Regions from separate parts of the Homo sapiens genome. Here regions 1, 2, 3 and 4 are each linked to region 5. A link is a contact called in ENCODE Hi-C or POLR2A ChIA-PET data. All regions are on one chromosome and are shown on one strand. Each heading gives the region's core, a stretch centred on a gene start or an enhancer-like site at or near the end of the contact. The rest is flanking DNA. Distances are from core to core; before and after follow the strand shown. Region 1 holds the start of GTPBP2 (GTP binding protein 2). Region 2 holds the start of GLO1 (glyoxalase I). Region 3 has its middle 14 kb from the start of ZNF318. Region 4 holds the start of POLR1C (RNA polymerase I and III subunit C). Region 5 holds the start of OARD1 (O-acyl-ADP-ribose deacylase 1).

Region 1 (3,232 bases), core at 277-2,776, 2.6 Mb after region 5:
TCTACCCGCCTCTCTGGATATTTTAGTTTTCCTCTTCCCTTCCTATCATTCCATCCCTTCAAGGCTGTCTGGCTCCCAGGCCCTAACAGGTCTTCACTCATAATCTCCACTTCATGGTGTGTTAAGGAGATTATTTTTTTTCCCCATCAATAAAAACCTTTTAATCATTTTTCTGGGGATGGGTGGCTTCAAAAAATGTGGTACAAGAATGACAGTCTAGGGCCCAGACCAATGGTTCCCAAAGTGAGGTCCTGGGACCAGCAGCATTAGTATCACACGGGAACTTATAAGAAATGCAAATTCTCAGGCCCATCCTCACTAGTAAGAAAGAATCAGAAATTCTAGGCTGGGCACGGAGGCTCACGCCTGCAATCCCAGCACTTTGGGAGGCCGAGGCGGGTGGATCACCTGAGGTCAGGAGTTTGAGACCAGCCTGGCCAACATGGTGAAACCCCATCTCTACTAAAAATACAAAAATTATCTGGGCGTGGTGGCGGGCACCTGTAATGCCAGCTACTCGGGAGGCTGCAGCAGAAGAATCGCTTGAGAACCCGGGAGGCCGAGGTTGCAGTGAGCTGAGATAGCCCTACAGCACTCCAGCCTGGGTAACAGAGACTCCGTCTCAAAAAAAATAAATAAATAAATAATAAAAAAATAAAATTGGCCAGGCGTTGGGGGCCAGCAATCCGGGTGATTCGATACATGCCAAAGTTTGATAACCACTGGCTTAGGCTGTGTGTGTGTGTGTGTGTGTGTGTGTGTGTGTGTAGTGAACATACTGCTCTTTTCCCGAGTACTGTGTGTGTGTCCGTGTGGAACATATTGCTCTTTTCCCGGGTACTCCCCTTCTCCCTGTGGAACAAGTTTAGAAGAAGTGGTGGTTACTGTCTGCCTCTCGTCCCAGGATGCAGTCTCTCTTGCCCTATGGCGGCACACGCAGTTGGTCGGGGTGCTCTTCCTGGGATCCCCTTTCTCTACTTCTCTCCTGGGGTAATCTAGATCAGAAGGGGGAGTCCTCCCTCTCCACTCTTCCTCCCTGAGGTCCTGTCACCTGAGAGTCCAGTCTCTGCCCTTCCTCCCTGGGGTCCCGGGACCTGAAAGAGGTGTTCTCCTCCCGTGCCCCTCCTCCCTGGGGTCTCGACACCGGAAGGGGAGATTAATTATCTGGGTCCCGCCTCCCTAGAGTCCTGGGCCGGAAAGAGTGGCTTCTTCCCGCCCTACCACTTCTCAGGTGCTCACCTCGGGGGGCAAATACGGGGGGTTGTTGGCTTTGCCCCCTCTGTTCCTTCCGTTCTTCTTCTTTCCCTTTGGCCCCCCGCAGCCGCTGCTGCTGCCGGCCCCCCTAGCCTTGAGGGTTCCGCCCACGGCCGGGCCCCCTCCGGGCCGGCAGCAGCCGCCGAACAGCTCCGATACCCGCGAGTCCATCCGCCGCTGCCGCCAGCCCCCCGCCCGGCCCCTCCCCCGACCGCCGCCGCCGTCGCCGCCGCCCTTACTGCCACTGCCGTGTCCGGCCGGCCTGAGCAGAGTGGGGTGGGGCTCTGCACAAGCTACGCCCCCCACCTCCCTGGCCTCCGGGTCGCGTCAGAAACAGCCGCGGGGCACCACGGGATATAGAGTCCCCAGGCCTGGGAATTCACTTAAATGACACGTCGCCGCCCTACAACTCCCAGGAGGCATCGCGGCGCAAGTGGCCGCGGGAGTCGTCGGAGGCGTGGGGAAGGAGCGCGCCTTGGCGCGCAAAGGCTTAAGGGAGCTGTAGTCTGACTTCCAGTCCTCGCGCTATGTTCTTTTTCTAGGACTTGGGGGGAATTTAGAGCCTCGAGGCCTGGGGTGGGGACGCGAGGACACCAGCGTAGAAGAGCTTACATCAGAATCGAGCTTTGTGGGCGCTCCGGGATTTGGCCCTTTAGCGCGGATCCTAGACAACAGGTTTTGGACCTCGAGAGCTGCAGAACTGAGGCTACTGGTGCCGCCAGCCTGCTGGCTCCGCCTCTGCCTCAGTTTCTTCCCCTATGGCCCGCGTGCCGCTGGGGTGAGTCAGGGCGAACGCCAGGGCGGAGGCGGATGGTGATTAGCCAAATTACGGCTGTTATTGTTGGGATGATTATGCTACCTTTACATAGTAGTCACTGCTTTATTACCAGGCTGGCACCGTCCAGGGGCTGGTTTTAATAACCGGAGGCACCGCGGTGGCCCCGACACGAGACCCGAACCCGTAAACCAGCTTCCTCCCCGAAGGCTGCAAGCATACCCAAAGCGAGTATTCCTCCTCCCCTTTGTTTTGAAGCAGAACCAATCGGGAAGAACTGAGTTTGGTTTTAAACGGCCAAGACTGTAGGAGGGGCCTGGCCCCTACTTCGGGCGGGGCTAGGGCTCGGGTTACACCAACCACCACGAGGGCGGGGCAGTGGCCGGGAATAGAAACTTGGCCTAGGGCCACAGGGGATTTTTGGCTTTTGACTCTCTTGTGAAGCAATCTCCAGCTCTTTAGTGCTGTTGCACTCTACAGAGTACATACATTCAGCGACATAAGCCAGTGCACAGAACACAGAAAGGCAGGGTGGAAAAGCAGTTATGTTGCTGAGCTGCGAGTCAGGACGCTAGGGCTCAATTCACAGCCGCATGGCTGTCTCATGACTCAGACCACTCACAGTGTGTCCACTTCTCCCCTCTTCTCGAACTGCGAGGTGCTCATACACGGTCAAGAAATTAAACAACTCAGCCGGGTGCGGTGCCTCACGCCTGTAAATCACAGCACTTTGGGAGGCCAAGGAGTGTGCGGATCACCTGAAGTCAGGTGTTCGAGACCAGCCTGGCCAACACAGCGAAACCCCGTCTCTACTAAAAATACAAAAATTAGCTGGGCGTGGTGGCGCATGCCTGTAATCCCGGCTGCTCGCGAGGCTGAGGCAGGAGAATCGCTTGAACCCGGGAGGCGGAGGTTGCAGTGACCCGAGATCACGCCATTGCACTCCAGCCTGGGCAACAGAGCGAGACTCCAACTAAAAAAAAAAAAAAAAAATTAGCCCAGCATGATGGTGCACATCTGTGGTCCCAGCTGCTCGGGAGACTGAGGCAGGAGAATCGCTTGAACTCGGGAGGTAGAGGTTATAGTGAACTGAGATCATGCCACTGCACTCCAGCCTGGGTGACAGAACGAGACTTCGTCTCAAAAAAAAAAAAAAAAAAAAAAAGAAAGAAAAAGAAATTAAGCAACTCTTCTCTCCAGACC
Region 2 (2,853 bases), core at 39-2,538, 2.4 Mb before region 5:
AATAAATAAATACAAAGGTGTTTACAGACACTGATGACTTCACTGGAATAAACAGCGGTTACTGTGCCTGAATTTTTTTTTTTTTTTTTTTTTAGACAGAGTCTCACTCTGTCGCCCAGGCTGGAGTGCAGTGGCACGATCTCAGCTCACTGCAAGCTCCGCCTCCCGGGTTCATGCCATTCTCCTGCCTCAGCCTCCCGAGTAGCTGGGACTACAGGCACCCGCCACCACGCCCAGCTCATTTTTTTGTATTTTTAGTAGAGACGGGGTTTCACCGTGTTAGGATGGTCTCTACCTCTTGACCTCGTGATCCGCCCGCCTTGGCCTCCCAAAGTGCTGGGATTACAGGCGTGAGCCACCGCGCCCGCCAACTGTGTCTGATCTTAACAAGGCAACCGAAACACCACACCTGAGTGAGTTACACTGATTCTTACCCAGTAAAGACATGTTCGGTAAGTGAAAGCCTTTGTATGCAACAGGTCATTTCTCTTACTGGGTCATTACTGTAAAACGAGAGGGTAAGAGAAGGAATTTCTAAGATTCCTTTCAGATCCAAACTCTATGATTCTGTAATCTCTCCTGGGCCCCACGAAGATGAGGAAGGCAAGAAGGGCTGTTGTGACCCACAGCAAAGGCCAAGCAAGCAAAAGTGAAATTCTGGGCGCGGTTAAACTTAGAGCGATCAAATTAGTTTGCAGGAGTTAAGACTGCAGTCAGGGTGGTAAGGAAAAACGAGGCTGGGCAGGACTGGTACAGGACAGGCATCTTTGAACCTATTTCTGGGAGTTCTGAAACTACTGTTCTCGTGGGCCTTGGCGACTGATTTGGGAAAGCTGACCCTGGGTTGGCCTGGCTTCCAGCCACCGTCGCAACATAAACAAGCCAATTCAAAACAGGGTCGCAGTCTTTGAAACTAGCTGAGGCAACAGATCCCCTCCACACTTCGCGGGCCCCACGATCGCCCCATCAAACACCATTATCCCTCTTCCCATCACACTCCCGTCCGCCCGAGGCCGGCGGACCTGCAGCGGCGGCGGGATGGGGTTGGATAGAATGCGGCCCGGTCCCGGCCCAGCGGAGCTGGGGGAGCCGTTCCCTTCGGTCCTGTGCCCACCTTGGTACTGGGGTCCGCGTCGGAGCAGCAACTGAGGGCGGCCTCGTCCGTGAGGCCGCCGGACGGGGGCTGCGGTTCTGCCATGGCTGCGCTGCAGTATCACAGACGACGGGACCCAAGGAACGGAGGAGTCACCCACACTACGCCTCGGCCCTGTGCCGCCTTAACTAGGAATGGCGCGATGGCGCCGCGGGCGGGAGACCGCTGACTTCCAGCCAATCGCTGCGCGGAGAGCAAGTTGACTCTCTGCTGATTGGGTCCCAGTGAGTCAGCGCCTCCACCCACAGGACTATGCCTCAGACTACAACTCCCAAGGAGCCTTGCGCATAAAGGAGGCAAACTCATACAAAAAAAAAAAAAAAAATGCAGGCTGGGCAGAGTGGTTTCTCTGTTACTTAATGAGCTAATTTTGTTTGTTTAACTAAAGTTTGGTAACCATTCATACCTCAGGGCTGCAATTTGGTAGAAAATTGGAATCTGATGGAAACTGAAAACTGTAAGTTGTTCTTTTAAAATTGTAAGGATTCAGAGGTTTCTCAGTTTACGCAGCGCAGAGTAATTAAAACAATTGTTGAGTCGAAAACCTATGTTCAAGTCTTGGTTCCGCTATATATTAGCGCTAGAAACTTGCAATAATTACTGACCCTCTCTGAGCTTCCTAACAGGATTTGTTGAGAATTAAATAAGTTTTCTTTTCCTTTTTCTTTTTTCTTTTCTTTCTTTCTTTCTTTTTTTTTTTTTTTTAATTTTTTTAACAGTGTCTCGCTCTGTCGCCCAGGCTGGAGTGCAGTGGTGTGCTCTCAGCTTACTGCAGTCACTGCTGCCTCGACTTCCGGGGCTCTAGCTGTCCTCTGGCCTCAGCCTCCCGATTAGCTGAGACTACAGGCTGCAAAACCAAGACCAGTTAATTTTTGTATTTTTTTGAGATGGGGGTTTCACCATGTTGCCCAGGCTGGTCTCAACTCCTGGGCTGAAGTGACCCTCCCGCCTCAGCCTCCCAAAGTGCTGGGATTACAGGTGTAGCCACTGTGCCCAGCCTAAATGAGATTTAAGTCATGGTTTGCCTACTTAGGTTCCAAATGTCCATAACTTGCAGTACTTTTTACATTAATATATATTTTGTGTTCACTGGAAGGCTTAGTCATCACTGTGTCTTCAATGATTGGCTCATAATAGTAGATGCTCATTAAATACTTCCTGTTGTTAAAAGAATAAATGGGAATGACTGGTGCTCACCTAACCAAAATGAGGTTGGGCAGGGATGTATATGGCACTAGCCACCTGGCCACCACCAAGATGTCCCCGTCTCTCATCTCAGCTTTTTTCTGCATCGCAGCTTCAGTTTGTCAGACACCAGCTCCATAAGACTAGAAATTTGGCAGCTGTTCTCTCACTAGGAGTGGGAGTAAACTCTCCCTCTGGATTTTATCCAGCCAGCCTGGATTTTATCAAATTGGAAAATCCAAGAAGGAGCTGTGATTGGCCTGGCCTAGGACCTGTGCTTACTCCTGTGATTGAAGCACTGCGATTGGCAACCTGGATTAGGACCACCTGATTGGAGTTTGGGGAGGATCTGTTAGTTCCCTAAAAGAAGAGCGATGATGTTCTTATGAGAAGGGAGGATTGCCAGGCAAACTGAACCATGGATGTCCACTGCAAAATGATAGGCAGGATAAGGATTTCAGCAGAAATGTTGTGCATACCTCATACTAACTTACTGAGGATATTTCATCAAAACA
Region 3 (2,991 bases), core at 121-2,620, 2.3 Mb after region 5:
AGCCTCCCAAAGTGCCGGGGTTACAGGTGTGAGCTACCACGCCCAGCCACAAGTGTAACTGTAATAGGTACCACCTCACCTATATATCTCATCCCCACCCTTGTATATTTTTGGTTATGAGAGAAATGCTCCACATCGTTGGTCACTATTTCAGAGCTTATGTCACATTCTGTAGGATACCACTCTAATCTTTTTTTTTCTTTCTTTCTTTGAGACAGAGTTTTGCTCTTGTCACCCAGGCTGGAGTACAATGGTGCGATTGCGGCTCACTGCAACCTCCAGCTCCTGGGTTCAAGCTATTCTTCTGCCTCAGCCTCCCGAGTGGCTGGGATTACGGGCATGTGCCAAACACGCTTGGCTAATTTTGTGTTTTTAGTAGAGATGGGGTTTCACCATGTTGGTCAGGCTGGTCTCGAACTCCTGACCTCAAGTGATCCACCCGCCTTGGCCTCCCAAAGTGCTGGGATTACAGGCGTGAGCCACCGTACCCGGCTGATACCGCTATGATCTTATGAGATGTTGTCTCCAGTTGGCAAAATAAAAACTAAGACCTCAGTAAGCCTATTCTATAAGACTAGCTGGAATATACAATAAAACTAAATAAGGAATCCCAGAAGAGTTGAATTGTGTATCCCAGCTGTCTTACTTCTTCCACCGTAAAAGTACTCCCTTGGCCAAAAGCATCATTGTGTGGGATGTCATGTTGAATGCCTTATGAGTCATTCAGTAAGTTTCTGGATGGTGCTGGCAAAAATACAGTGAGTAGGAAAAATATATAGAAATTTAAAGTAAGTTTCTTCTACAATGAAGATAAATTACTGCCCTGTCCATGAAGGAAGAGGTCCAAACTGGCAGTAGCAGGTCAATCTTAGTGTGAGAACGTCCACGTGATTGAGCCTTTACACTCAACATGCATTGCCTCCATCAGTGGTCCCATGGTCACTTTGTTCACAAGCTCATACAGCACACTCTGGTGTAACTAGGGGAAAGGGTGGATACCATCCATAGAGCAGTTCATCTTCTCTACCTGATTGTTGATAACCCTCTTCTACTCACGAGGCACAAATGTTCTCATTATAGTAGATTGGTTTTCTCAACATACGTTCTAAACTCCTTAGACTGGTTTTCTCAACATACATTCTAAACTCCTTCGTACCTTTCTATACTGAGAGTCTAGAAAGATAAAAGCTGTATTTCTCAGATCCTATTACAGTTATGGTTTCAGGTGTAATTGAGATTTTTGCCAATCAGGTATATTCCCATGAGACTTGAATGTGAAACCCAGTTAACTGAGTGATGTGGAGAAAGAGGCAGGATATGAAGTATTCACTTTGCTGCTGTGAATCATGACAGAGGAAGTGTGGTTCTGTGGTTACCGACGTGCTGATTTGCTGGTTTCCTGCAGTGGAAGCCATAGCTTACCCAAGCATAGCAGAATCAGTGAGATTCTGGGTGTGGGGAGTGCTCTTACAAGCTCCACCTAAAGCTTCTTCCCCTACCCCTTACAAATATTGTGTAAGCCACACGTGATCCCTGGTAATAACGCCCTTCTCCCTTAAATTAAGTAGAGTGGTATCTGTGGTCTGCAACTGAATCATGACAGATACTGTCACATTTGGGAACCATTTTAAGAAGTTCTTCCACATTATACTTCTCCAACTTCATTTTAATATCACTTCTAACTCCCTAATCATCTAGCCAAACCATTAACCTCAGACTCTTTTTTTTTTTTTTTTTTTTTGAGATGGAGTCTCGCTCTGTCACCCAGGCCGGAGTGCAGTGGCGCGATCTCAGCTCCCTGCAAGCTCTGCCTCCCAGGTTCACGCAGCTGGAACTACAGGTGCGTGCCGCCATGCCTGGCTAATTTTTTTGGGGTTTTTTTTGTATTTTTTAGTAGAGACGGGGTTTCACCATGCTAGGCAGGATGATCTCGATCTCCTGACCTCGTGATCCACCTGCCTCGGCCTCCCAAAGTGCTGGGATTACAGGCATGAGCCACCGGGCCCGGCCAAATCAGTGTAGACTCTTAACCTGTTTCTCCTTCTGGGAAAACTGGTCAGGTAGTTGTATTTCTTGAAGTCCTGACTATCCTCAGTGTCCTTCAGGGTCACCCTTGATTGGGGGCCACAGTATCACAGCAGCCCATTTCTTTCTAATGCCAGCACATTAGGTGAAGACAGCTACAAACTAATCATGACTTTATTCCACTGCAGTCTGGTAACAAGGCCCATTTCATTGGTTATAGTGGTAGATGAAATAGCAATGCAGCAGAAGTAGTGGTGTGGGTGCTAGGAGCCATTTGTGTTTTCAGGATCTGCTGTGGCCTCATTTTGTGTATGTCATTTCTACTTGATAATGGATCCATGTCCTAGGTATGAACCAGCTTTATACCTAGGAAGACCAGATGATAGCCAGTTCATGATTATGCTGTGATCATGCTGGGTTCCATGATCATGCTGTGTCCGTGGCCCAGCAGCAAGCTGAGAGCTGATTCTCAAAGAGAGAATATTTACCTGCCAAAAGGCATGCTCAGAGGGCCTCTGCTATGATTATTCTATCAGGACATGCCATAGATGATAAAGTACCTCAGTCTGCCACAAACACTTTGAACATTATAAGGATCGCAAGGACTAAGTTGCACTGCAGACTGGACCAGCTGGAGAACCTTTTCTTCCTCTGAATCTCACTCAAGTATGGCTTCATTTCAAGTGACCAGATAAGGAGGTCAGAGCAGTAACCCAAATATGATCAATGTTGTCTCTAAATTCACCTAAGTGATGTGACTCTTTTGGTTTAGGGGTAGGTAGCACAAGTAAAGCAACTTGTCCTTCATTTTGAAGGGAGCACCTGTATGCAAGATCACTAAACATCAAGAAATATCAGTGAAGTGAAAAGCCTTTGTACTTGAACCTCCCTACCTTCCGGTATACATATATTTCCTAAAGCGTGTAAGATACTTGCTATTTTTTACTCCATATGCCCTATTAGTTT
Region 4 (3,131 bases), core at 200-2,699, 2.4 Mb after region 5:
ATGTCGATGTTGGCGTACAAGCTGAAGGCCCTGGAGGCTTGTCTTTTCCCAGCCTGCCACATCTGAAGTAAGGAAGATGGGCATAGGTATTGTGGTACTGTTGGTTCTAGATCCTGTTGCCTATTTTCCGTTTGATTTCTACATGGTTCTAACTGGACAACCTGGGGCGAACATCACCAACACCAATTCCAGAACACGGGACATACCTAGGTCTACTTTTCTACCTGCAGAGGATTCAATCTTGCTTACCTGATCTGCCACCTGCCGGCTCAGCTGTCCCTTAAAGCCCTTCATGCCCAGGAACTCTCCATCCTCCTCTTCAGCAGCAGCTGCATCAGCTGCATCAGCGTCTACTTCTTCCTCGCGCAGGCGCTGATGCAGCTCACCCATATCCTCGAAGCTAGAGCCTGAGGTATCATCCATGTTCTCCATGTCAATCACAGCTGAGCCTCCGCCCTGTGAAGACAATGGCTCCTAGAGTGCAGGACTTTTCTGTTCCATCCATTAAGTCCTCTGCTCATCCCAGGGTTTAGGGCTTTGTTCTTCCACTGCTGAGGATACGGCTTGGAATCACTACAGATCATGCCACTCCATTCCCCCTCATATGCTCTCAGAACGCCTGGTTTCTAGCTTTGGCTATCTTTTCTAGCCTGGGAAACCTACTAGTCTTCCATTCATGTCTTTCTCCTATGTTACCTATCAAAGACTAAAAGGCTGAAAAAGTGCCCATTTCCTTCTTTCCTAAGCCCCAAACAAAACTATACACATAGTATGTTTTCAGCGAATGCCAGTGAATCCCACCCAACCCCACTCCATGCCTTACCCCGACCAACCTCCTAACTTGTTCCAAGAATACCTTCTTCCTAATGCCTCGGGCGGGCCCTGAAACCCGAGATCCTCAGGCTGGAGTAGTAGTCTGGCCCTTTCAGGTCAATGTTAATCCCACTGACTTTAGTGTGCACGAAGACCCAAAGAAGAGAGTTTTGTAAATGGAGCGGACTTCCAGGCCCAGAGGGGGAATCCCCAAGACACTTCTGGACATCGCCGGCCCTCCGGCTGCTGGCAGCTGGTGCCTTGGGGCCATTACCTGGATGTTTTCTTCGAACCCTCCCCATTCCGGGCCAGCTCCATTTCGGGCGCCGCCCGCCGGCGCCGCTGTAGTTGCCATGTCCCTTGAGGGCTCCCGTCGCTGAAACCCGCGCTAGCCCCGCGCGCGGAGTGGGCAAGATGTGGGCCTCCGGAAGGTAGACGTCCAGGGTCGAGGAGAGGTGGGATCGGCCGGAACACAAAAAGGAGAAGCCCGGATGTTTGGACAAAAGCAACTTCCGGAAGCTGGGGACGTGGACGGGGGCGGGGAAAAATCTCGCGATATTTAAGATTCCAGGAGGCGGTGCGTTGCCACGGAGACGGAGCAGGGCTACTAGGACGCACGCGCGAGATAGAACCTCTAGTCTCGTGGAGAGATTGAAGATGGCGGCTTCTCAGGCGGTGGAGGAAATGCGGAGCCGCGTGGTTCTGGGGGAGTTTGGGGTTCGCAATGTAAGCCTTGTGGCCTTGAGCTCGGGCGGGAGGAATGAGAGCGGAACAGGGATGGGTCTTGGGATTGGCGTGGGGATAGCTGTGGGCTCACTGTCCCTTCGTGGACAAATTCGTCCCTTTGCTCTAGGTCCATACTACTGACTTTCCCGGTAACTATTCCGGTTATGATGATGCCTGGGACCAGGACCGCTTCGAGAAGGTAAGTGGGGCCGGAGTTGTCTGGGGAGGGTTATGAAGGCCAGACCTTGTGGTCTGAGCAGCCTGTGTCTGTCTCAGAAGCTGCTCTTGGGGGTCGCTCCGTTTGTAAGTTTGTTGAGCAATGTGCTAGACGCTCCGTTTACAGGCCAAATTAGACACGGTTTCTACCCAGTTCTGCAAAGATGTTCAGTCTTGTTGAGGAATGGTGTGTATAAACAGTGAATCTAGTGTAATATGGTGAAGGTGGTTGATAGCGATGAAGACGGCAGGGTTGGGGTGGGGAGCATTACGCTGAGACCAGGAAGAGGGGCGGAGAGGTACTTAACATTTCAAGAGGAGGGTACATCTCAATTGAGCCTTGAATGGTAAGTAAAAAAGAACAGGAGTTAAATTATGAAGGGTTTGTTTCAAGTCAGTGAAGTTCAGGATATACAGGTTTTGTGTGTATTTAGTCTTTTGTATTGTTTCACTTAGCTTAAAATAAGGGTTAAAATTGCATTTAAATAGATTACTGAATGTTACCGTTTAGGCAACTGACCTTTGCGTGCAGCTTATAAACATGATCTGTAAATCAGTGCTTGGGAAAATTTTACTTTTTTAACCTGTTGATACAAGGAATAAAGTATGAACAATGAAAAAGGTTAATGCTTGAAAAAAAATTATGGCTTGTGTGAAGTGTGCTCCGGGCATGTCCAAGTAGTTCTGGCATGAGTGGTAGGCAAGGTTGAAGTGTGTCTTGGGCACTGTTGATGATAGGGAGATTGAATAGTTCTTAAGCAGACATGATGAGATTTGCAACCTTGGTGGCTGGGAGGGAATGAGTTTGAGGAGGATCATATGGAGCAGGCAGATCTGTTGTAAGGGAAGCTGAGGTTGAAGACATGAACTAAGACTGATGGTAGAAATAGAGCAAAGGTAGAATAGAAGGTAAATTTATGATTGCTTTGGTAAAGGCTGTGGGGGTAGCATAAAATGACTTTTTGGCTTGGGAACTGCTTTGATGCATTGTGGTATCATTTACTGAGAGGAGAAATGGGTCTGGGGAACGGGAATGATGATGCATTGTTTTCTGCATGTGGAGAAATCTAGCAGGCTAGAAGACTGCATGCTTGAAATGAGATCAGAAGTGAGATAACATTTTGGGAGTTGTCAGAACAGATAGTTGCTAAAACTGTTAGTACAGTTAAGGTGACCTGGGAGAGAGACAAGAACCTGGCAAATTTAGAGATGGGTGGAAGTCGATCATCAGAGAAGGAAGAAGAGTGGAGCTCAGAGCTCAGAAACCAGGGGAATAGTTCAAAAAAGGAGGAGATTTTTTTCTTTGCTTTTCATGAGGCACTCTTATGTCCCAGGCTGGAGTGCAGTGGCGCGATCTTGGCTCACTGCAACCTCCG
Region 5 (3,087 bases), core at 536-3,035:
TTCAATCCAGAGAAGATATCATCATTCCAAATAACTATAATACAAAGCAGTAAGAATTGCTTTTGTCTAAGGCTAAGAATCACTGTGGACACTGATGCTGTTAAGCCTGGAATGTGGTCGGAGAAACTGTTGCAGAAGCTTTACATAGGATTCTAGTGCACATTTCTGGTTTAAAGTGGCCCGTAGAAAGTGATGGGAGGGGTCTGTAAGGAAGAAGAGGTTTCTAAATTCCTCTTTGAAGAGAAAGCAGAATATTGGTAAGTAAAGGATCTTGAATGCCAACCTATAGACTAAGCATCTCAGAGTTATTTCAAGTTTCAGAGAAGTACAGTAATATCGTCAAGAAAGTTTCATGATACAAGAGGAAGAGATTAAAAACCTTCACAGGAGTTGGGTTTTGATATGGTAAACGTCTAAACTAGAGGCCATTCTTGGGGAGGAAAATCTTAAAAACATTTGGTTCTTAGGAATCCCCTCTTTACACGCATATTTTATTAAAGTGTAACAGATTAAAAGGTGCTCTAGCCAGGGCAAACCAGGTAAGTGGTTTCCAAAACTCACGTTGATTTAAAAGTTCTTGCACCCCTCCAAATTTCTTCTTAAAGAGGACAGCTATCCCAGCGCCCATGCGACAATCCTCACTGATACAGTGGGCTAAAGAGTCTGTTTTCGGGCATGCAAAAAGGTCTCCTTTCACATAAGTGATCTAAAAAATGTGCAAAGGAAAAGACAATGTTTTATTAGATACAGTAAAATACTAAGCTATTTTTCTGTATTTTGTGTCCCCCACGACTACCTCTCCCGGCACCCCTTCCTCCAATCTGATTTAAAGCCAAACCAATTACAGCATGTGTAAAAGGAAAGTAATGGATGATCCCTGCCTAGAATTTTGAGCCTTTTTAAAGTAAATCAGCTAGAGAGAAAAAAAGATAATGCAATCATTAATTTAATTAAAAAGTGTTTATGCTTTTGACCTCCATTATTACGAATTTCAGTTCACCAATAAGTCAATAGTTGTTACGCACTCTGCTTCCTTCTGGATCTTCATTAAGGCTGCTGGCCATGATACTGAGTCGCTATTTCCAGAATTTAAGTGTTTCTTCAGCTATGAGAAGGGAAAAGGAAGTAAAAATGCTTAGGCAGCCTTAGTATATAATATTCTGATTGCCCTGTACAACCACTTAATAGGCTTTTTTCCCCAACGTTTATCGATGAATGTGAGTTTGTTCGGCCCCTGGGACGTAATACAAAACCCTTCTGGGGCAAAGAGGAAGAACGCTTAGGTTCGGAGGCTGTCTCGACCCGCTCTCATTTCGTGCTTTCCTGGAGCGCCCCGCTCCGTCAGCGGAAGCAAAGCCCATCCCTAAGACACGCCTCCTCCTTTCTCCAGGGCCACTCCGGAGCAAGGCCGATTTAGGACGGTCTCCTTTTCTCTGCACGACGCAAAAGTATTTCCCCAGTGGGTCTGGCTTAGAAGAAAACAGAAGGGACTTGGCCACAGTCCCGTTAAGCCGCAACCACAGAGTGTACAGGGTACTGGCGTGCTGAGCCCCAGGCGTGGGGAAAGGAAGGCGGCCTCTCAAGGAACGTTCACCCCCCACTTTTTTGGGGGGTGCGTGGGAGAAGGAAAGAGTCTATTGAAGCCTCCCATTCTCTGTCTCCTACCCTAGGGCGGGTCAGCGAGGACGCAGTCTGTCCTGGGGTCCTATGGGAGGGTGCGGGGAGGCTCGCTCAAAGCCCCAACGTACCCAAGTCACCCTTCACCTGGAAAGGAGTCGGTTGTTTGGAGGTCCCCGCCCCGCGGGGAAGGGCTCCGGATCCGACCCTGGTAGGTGGGGAGCAGCGGACCAGCCCAAACGCGGAGCCAATCCCGCCAAAGCCCTTAATTGCACGCATCTAAGATGGCCGCCCCCGCCCGGTAGCGGGGCGGAAACGAGCCCCTCTAGCTTGCTAGCCGAGCCCACACTCTTTGGCGAAGGCCGCCGAACTTCCGGCAGTAAATTCCGTGGTTTCCCGCCGCCGCCCGCGCATGCGTAACGAAACTGCCCCACGAGTCGGGAAAAGTGGCGCTTGCGCATTAGCCGCAGGGGTGTGTCCTAGTGGCCACTTGGAAAGGGGTGGGCAGCTGGCAAAGGGGCTAGTTAGCGCCTGCGTAGTACTAAGCTCAAGGCAGCGTTTTGAGTTGAAGGGTCTGGCGCGTCTGGAAAGCGCCTGCGTATTCCTTTCACTGGGGGTGGTGTCAAAGCGGGAAGGTGGGCGTGGCTTCAGGGAACGCCTGCGCGTTGCTCCTCCGAAGGGGTGGGGCGATCCCTGAACTGGAGTTAGTGGGCGTGGCCTCAGAGGCGCCTGCGCGGAGGCGGTTGGAGGGAGGCCCGATTCCCCTTTGTTCGGGTTCGCCATTTTGCTAGGCAGCGGCAGTGGCGGCGGCAGCGGCGGCTGGAGCCTCTGATTGGGTTTCGGAGTCCGGTACTGGAGCCAATCAGCGCGGGCAGCGAACCGGGGGAGCGAGGCACGGTGAGTGTGAGGAGCCAATATCCAGCGGCCCAGAGCCGGCCCCAGCGCCCCGATTGGCGGGTCTCGCTGACCACTCAGGAGAGGCCCAGGCGCCCGTCGAGCCCGGGGAGTCGAGCTGAGCCTAGCCGAGCCGGGCGGCCAGCGGCCCCGGCCCGGGGCCTGCGAGCGCCTCGGGGCACTCCCGGCCGAGGCCTGCAGGGGCCGCCCCGCGCGGGGATGGCGCCTCGGGGAGCAGGCACCTCGGGGCTCCGACCCTCGCAGGGTGCCAGGGCCAGTTGGGAATGCGTCCCTGTTCCCCGACTCAGGCCCAGGTTCTCAGGCCCCAGGCCTGGGGCCACGAATGGCCCTACACTAGGGGACACATGCGCGCCCTGGGCCTCGGCGATTTCCTCCTGGTCGTTCTGGCCGCAAACTTAAACCTGCCCTTGCACTCTCCACTCTCCGGCCCTTGGGACAGGAAGCCTCCCCGGGGCCCGCGCCCCCCGCTCCCCGCTCCCAGCGAGCCGGGTCTGTCTTATCTGCAGCCCCTCTAGGTCGGGAGGGAGGCCTGGGGAGGGTGCGCGCCGCGGCCGC

Evidence for each region. Hi-C counts contacts between places; a loop is a spot of excess contacts on that map. ChIA-PET counts read pairs that join two places held with the same protein, here RNA polymerase II (POLR2A). Pooled maps may share reads with other maps.
Region 1: a loop to region 5 is called in a pooled map, with 36 times the contacts of the local background. The contact joins the promoter of GTPBP2 here to the promoter of OARD1 in region 5. A Hi-C loop is called at or near these places in 2 of 168 maps with a recorded cell type or tissue (CD8-positive, alpha-beta T cell and naive thymus-derived CD4-positive, alpha-beta T cell), 1 of 37 single-sample maps with no recorded cell type and 12 of 50 pooled maps.
Region 2: a loop to region 5 is called in a map of CD8-positive, alpha-beta T cell, with 17 times the contacts of the local background. The contact joins the promoter of GLO1 here to the promoter of OARD1 in region 5. A Hi-C loop is called at or near these places in 5 of 168 maps with a recorded cell type or tissue (CD8-positive, alpha-beta T cell, Right ventricle myocardium inferior, ascending aorta and 1 more), 1 of 37 single-sample maps with no recorded cell type and 25 of 50 pooled maps. POLR2A ChIA-PET finds 5 or more read pairs at or near these places in 2 of 52 experiments (OCI-LY7 and endothelial cell of umbilical vein).
Region 3: a loop to region 5 is called in a pooled map, with 25 times the contacts of the local background. The contact joins the enhancer-like site here to the promoter of OARD1 in region 5. A Hi-C loop is called at or near these places in 1 of 37 single-sample maps with no recorded cell type and 8 of 50 pooled maps. POLR2A ChIA-PET finds 5 or more read pairs at or near these places in 1 of 52 experiments (B cell).
Region 4: a map of B cell shows a loop between it and region 5 (10-fold over the local background). The contact joins the promoter of POLR1C here to the promoter of OARD1 in region 5. A Hi-C loop is called at or near these places in 1 of 168 maps with a recorded cell type or tissue (B cell) and 10 of 50 pooled maps. POLR2A ChIA-PET finds 5 or more read pairs at or near these places in 1 of 52 experiments (activated T-cell).

Annotation. Positions count from the first base shown.
Region 1 is chr6:43,627,738-43,630,969 of GRCh38, forward strand. GTPBP2 (GTP binding protein 2) reads right to left here and starts at 1,527. Exons shown (of 12, transcript NM_019096.5): 1 at 1,240-1,527. The coding sequence starts at 1,425. It also overlaps a transcript of MAD2L1BP not described here. RefSeq lists silencers at 1,237-1,316, 1,337-1,476 and enhancers at 1,537-1,716, 2,337-2,556.
Region 2 is chr6:38,701,857-38,704,709 of GRCh38, forward strand. It overlaps GLO1 (glyoxalase I), which reads right to left and starts at 1,289. Exons shown (of 6, transcript NM_006708.3): 1 at 1,115-1,289. The coding sequence starts at 1,198. RefSeq lists enhancers at 431-1,023, 1,056-1,105, 1,126-1,225, 1,406-1,565.
Region 3 is chr6:43,382,526-43,385,516 of GRCh38, forward strand. No RefSeq gene overlaps it. Among named protein-coding and RNA genes, the nearest start is that of ZNF318, 14 kb to the left of the region's middle. RefSeq lists an enhancer at 974-1,153. Within about 2 kb of position 1,371, at least 9 of the 41 ENCODE cell types and tissues checked have a DNase peak (open chromatin) inside an H3K27ac peak, as active enhancers do; they include B cell, where a contact is called at or near this core.
Region 4 is chr6:43,515,640-43,518,770 of GRCh38, forward strand. POLR1C (RNA polymerase I and III subunit C) reads left to right here and starts at 1,450. Exons shown (of 9, transcript NM_203290.4): 1 at 1,450-1,539; 2 at 1,667-1,738. The coding sequence starts at 1,471. It overlaps YIPF3 (Yip1 domain family member 3), which reads right to left and starts at 1,287. Exons shown (of 9, transcript NM_015388.4): 1 at 1,088-1,287; 2 at 250-456; 3 at 1-62. The coding sequence starts at 1,168. RefSeq lists an enhancer at 1,027-1,576.
Region 5 is chr6:41,070,571-41,073,657 of GRCh38, forward strand. It overlaps OARD1 (O-acyl-ADP-ribose deacylase 1), which reads right to left and starts at 1,786. Exons shown (of 6, transcript NM_001329686.2): 1 at 1,666-1,786; 2 at 1,026-1,105; 3 at 562-706. The coding sequence starts at 1,064. It overlaps NFYA (nuclear transcription factor Y subunit alpha), which reads left to right and starts at 2,404. Exons shown (of 10, transcript NM_002505.5): 1 at 2,404-2,514. RefSeq lists enhancers at 1,805-2,014, 2,045-2,094 and a silencer at 2,475-3,087.